Linked DNA regions of Homo sapiens: region 2 is linked to region 1. A link is a loop called in an ENCODE intact Hi-C map of the cell type or tissue named here. Cell type or tissue: ascending aorta. All regions are shown on one strand.

Region 1 (2,500 bases):
AAACATAAAATATATAAACAGAAATACTGTGTACTTATATTACAATTTCATGGGAGGATTGATTAGTTAAAAAAATGCCTAAGAAGCCTTGTTGGAAGAGTGAAAATGGGGGAAAAAAGGGTTGAGAAACACTGTTTTAGAAGAACAAGAGAAGACAGGCCAGGCATGGTGGCTCACACCTGTAATCCCAGCACTTTGGGAGCTGAGGCTGTCAGATCGCTTGAGGCCAGGAGTTCAAGACCAGCCTGGCCAATGTGGTGAAACCCCATCTCTACTAAAATTACAAAAATTAGCTGGGTGTGGTGGCATACGCCTGTGATCCCAGCTACTTGGGAGGCTGTGGCACAAGAATGGCTTGAATCCAGGAGGCCGAGGTTGCAGTGAGCCGAGATCACACTACCACACTCCAGCCTGGGTGACACAGTGAGACTGTCTTAAAAAAAAAAAAAAAAAAAAAAAAGAAAGGAAGGGCAAGAGAAGACAGGTCAAACATAATAAAGGGTTTCAAGATGTGATGGCAGAGCAGGAAACCAAGCACGGAGCCCTTCTGATTTCCAGATCCTTCCTGTGTGACTGTCCAGCATGTACACTGATGAAGGCAGCCCTGATGACGGGCAGTCTGTGGTGTCTCTGATGACTCTTCTGAGGGGTATCATAGGACAACTCAGGATGTCTCCTTTCTTAGTAACCTCCCTCATCATTAGGACTGTTGCCCATAGTGTGGAAGGAAGGTAGAACCACCTTTTGCCGAGTTTAGCCTATTTTTCCTAGATTAGAAACAAACTGCTAATACCTGGGTAAAAAATGAAAGAGTTAGTGAAACTCAATGAGTGTTTCAGTGGTTTTGTTGCCTCCCTGCCAACCCAAGGTTTCGTCCTTTTGTGTATTAATTTGGTCTCCATTCTATGCTCTCCCAAAACATGAAAGTTCTTTTATTTTACTTATTTATTAATTTATTTATTTTGAGATAGAGTTTTGCTCTTGTTGCCCAGGCTGGAGTGCAATGGCATGATCTCGGCTCACTGCAACCTCCACCTCCGGGGTTCAAGCAATTCTCCTGCCTCAGGGTCCCAACTAGCTGGGATTATAGGCATTCACTACCACGCCCAGCTAATTTTTTTGTATTTTTGATAGAGACGGGGTTTCCATGTTGGTTAGGCTGGTCTTGAACTCCCGACCTCAGATAGTGTGCCCGCTTCGGCCTCCCAAAGTGCTGGGATTACAGGGGTGAGCCACCACGCCCGGCCGCAAGTTCTTTTATTTTACAAATTTTATTTCTGATAATTTGAGATGAAAGCAAGTAGAGAGAAAAAAAAAGATTTCTTGATAAAAATGAAGCCTTCGGCTTCCTCCATATCTGACCCTCGTTCAGAGTTTCTGGTGCTGTTTAACTCTGGAGATTTGTAAGAGGAAATGACCTAAGTTTACTACGGGGCTTACGCAGAGGTCCTGCTCAGCACTGCCCAGGAGTACCGATTGCTAACTCTGTCCTTCCCTCTGATGCCAGGTCCCAAAAATAGCCCAGTGGGAACAACACAGCAGCCTCTCCCTCACGGCCTGCAAATCAAAGCCCTGATTAGGTCAAAGGATGGGAAATGTGGCTATATCGCTGCTCAGAGGCTCTTCAATGCCAAGGGTGTAGAAGCTTCCTGTTCCTTCAGATGTTGGGACAGAGCCGCTGGGCAGGCTTCACTCAGGAGACCTTGCTCCATCTCTTTTGAGTCCTTGAATCTGCTGGGGAGAAGCAGTTTTCCCGTGGAAGCCTTTGAGTCCCTAAGATTCTGGAAGTCCAGGGAAGAGCACTTCAATTTGTAATTGCAGACATCTGACCCAAGAAAGGCTGGCCTTGCTGGAGATGCCTCACTCCCTAGGAAAATCAATTTTGGTTTATTTCATGGAAGAAATAAGACCACTGAAGATTTTTCCTTCTTTCTCATTTCTGGTGGGCACACTTGAAAATGGCAGCTAGTATCATTGTAATGTCACCTTACAGCTTATATCAAAAGCGTATAAAAGTCTTTGCCCCATAACTAAAGGGCTCCTTTGGGGTGTGGGGAGGTATTGAGGGGAAGTGACAGAGCAGAATAAGGAGGGGTATAAAAATCCTCTATGTCTTAGTCCGTTTGGGCTGTTACAGCAAACATATCACAACAAAGAGGCTTATACACAACAGAAATTTATTTCTCGTAGATTTGGAGGCTGGGAAGTCCAGATCAAGGCACGAGCAGACTCAATATCTAGTGAGGGCCTACTTGCTCATACATGACTGATATGGTTAGGCTTTGTGTCCTCACCCAAATCTCATCTTGAATTGCAATCTCCAGGTGTCGAGGGAGGGACCTGGTGGGAGGTGATGGGATCATGAGGGCAGTTCTCCCCATGTGGTTCTCATGATAGTGAGTGAGTTCTCACAATAGCTGATGGTTTTATAAGGCAGTTTTCCCTGCTCTTACTCACTCTTCTCTTTCCTGCCATCATGTGAAGAAGGTTCTTGCTTCCT
Region 2 (2,500 bases), 130 kb before region 1:
GAGTGGGAGCTAAACAGTGGACACTTGTGGACATAAGGATGGCAACTGGGGACACCTAGACGGGGAGAAGGGAGGGAGGCAAGGGTTGGAAAACTGTTTTGGACTGTTTGCTCAGTACCTAAGTGACAAGATCAATAGTACCCTAAATCTCAGTATTGTGTGATATATCCATGTAACAAACCTGCACATTTACCCTTAAATCTAAAATAAAAGTTGAAATTATATAAAAAAAGAACATTTATGATTTGTGGGAGGAGGTCAAAATATCAATATTGACCAGAGTTTGGAAAAAGTTGATTCCAAACCTCATGGATGACTTTCAAGGGTTCAAGACCAGTGTACAAGGTAACTGCAGATGAGGTGGAAATAGCAAGAGAACTAGAATTAGATGTGGAGCCTGAAGATGTGACTGAAATGCTGCAATCTCATGATGTAACTTGAATGGTGGGAGAATTGCTTTTATGGATGAGCAAAGAAAGTGATTTCCTGAGATGGAAACTGCTGCTGCTGATGCTGTGAACGTACTTGAAATGGCATATGGAATATGGAAAAGGATATTCCATAAACTTAGTTGATAAAGCAGTGTCAGGATTTGAGAGGTTTGACTTCAATTTTGAAAGAAATTCTATTGTGGGTAAAGTGCTATTAAATAGCATTGCATGCTACAGAGACATCTTTCATGCAAAGTAGAGTCAATCAATGCAGCAAACTTCAATGTTGTTTTATTTAGAAAAATTGCCACAGCCATCATCACCCTGATCAATCGGTAGCCATCAACAAGGCAAGACCCTCCACCAGCAAAAATATTATGACTTGCTCAAGGCTCAGATGATGATCAGCATTTTTTAGCATTATTTTTATTAAGATATGTACACTGTGCTTTTACATACAATATTATTCCACACTTAATAGACTACAGTATAGTGTAAACATAACTTTTATGTGCACTGGGAAACCAAAAATTTGTGTGACGTGCCTTATCGCAATATTCACTTTGTTGCAGTATTCTGGAATCAGACCTACAATATCTCTGAGGTCTGCCTGTACCTTATTGCATCACTTGAATTAGGCTCAAAGGCCGGCATCAGTTTCTCTAGGATGTCTTTATTGTCACACTTTGGTGGTGGCAACTACCCAACATGATATTTTGGGAAATTTTGAAGGGAGAGTTGACTTCCTCAAAAGCTCAAGTAGAATCTCCAAATGGAGCCTGGGGCTCTGGTTGGTCTAGCCTGGGGTAGGTGCTTACATCTGAATTTGTGGCCTGGGAGATGAAATGCACTGATTGCCTTCACCTGGCGTCATTCTCCACTCTTGGAGCTGAGAACTGGTATTAGCTCCACCACAAACATGAAGGCTGAAAGTAAGGGAGTGTACTCCCCTTAAAGCAAATACAGGGTGCTCCTGCCACTGGAGTGAGACTCAATGGTGGGCAGCAGCACCAACAATGATCACAAAATAACCACAATCATGTCTTCTCTTCCTCTGCCTTGTCTGTTTCCTCACACTGCCAACTCTGCTCCCCCTGCATTCCCTCAGCACCTCTGTTTTGATGAGTTGTCAAGAAGAAATAAAGGTCTGTGATGGCAGGTGGTTTTCTCCCAAACCTTGATCTCTCAATCTCTCATATTTTTGTAAGGATTCCATGGAACACTTTGTGTGCCTCAAACTTAAAAAATGCCATTTCCAAAAATAGTCCTTTTTTTTCTCCTGTGCCATCTGCATTTCTCTTTTGTATAGCCAAAAACCAAACATTCTCACACATGTTCATTTACACAAATAGAACTCCTGAGATTATTCCCATTATTATACACTAATTTCCATTTATACTCCTTAGCCCGAAAGGTGAGATTAGGAGAAGACTATACGGGAAGGAAGAGAATAGCAAAAATGATGCATGTGGTAGGGAATGGAAAGCTATCACTTCTGTGGGTTATGGATGACATGCCCCTATTTCATGGGAATTTTACATGGTCTTGTCTGTTCTGTAAGTTTGAAGTCCAAATGAATTAGGTAACTGTATCAACTCCCTACTTCATCTGTTATTTTTATGAATGAAAATCGTAATTGAGGGGGCACTAAACATATTTTTGGAGAAATGAAATGGGGTGGTGTGCTGCCTTAATTAGTTTCTCTAAGGAGATTTGATTTCATATCAGCTCTTATATTTGAAATTTGTACTTTTAATTAGAAGTGAGGACTTACACATAACATTTCATCTTTTTAGTGTTAAATTCATCTTTTCTGATATGTAGCATGGAACATCCTTATGTACACAGGAGTATAATATCACAATAATTTCTTATTCTGGGGAGTTATCACATTTTTTCTTATTTGATCAAACACTTGGAAAACCAGGAATTAACATAAAATAAATCCCTGTACAAACTAATCACCATTATTTTCTTGCATTCTTAATCTGAGATGGTAGAAAAGAAACAACTCCCCCCCTCAAAAAAAAAAAAAGCCAACAAACACTATAAATTTCATGGTAAAAAAC

What was found. Peaks named below come from ENCODE experiments on the same cell type or tissue, not always from the same donor. Only the 100,000 strongest peaks of a DNase experiment are listed, where the experiment ranks them.
Region 2: it touches region 1 in a loop (1.8-fold over the local background); 1 of 110 quality-filtered maps calls a loop at or near these places.

The regions. Positions count from the first base shown.
Region 1 is chr17:69,899,466-69,901,965 of GRCh38, forward strand. The region is part of intron 4 of LINC01483 (long intergenic non-protein coding RNA 1483); the gene reads left to right. Among named protein-coding and RNA genes, the nearest start is that of LINC01497, 61 kb to the right of the region's middle. In ascending aorta, no CTCF peak of the experiment used is centred here; a DNase peak (open chromatin) is centred at 1,506.
Region 2 is chr17:69,773,716-69,776,215 of GRCh38, forward strand. The region is part of intron 3 of LINC01483 (long intergenic non-protein coding RNA 1483); the gene reads left to right. Among named protein-coding and RNA genes, the nearest start is that of LINC01483, 180 kb to the left of the region's middle. In ascending aorta, no CTCF peak of the experiment used is centred here; no DNase peak of the experiment used is centred here.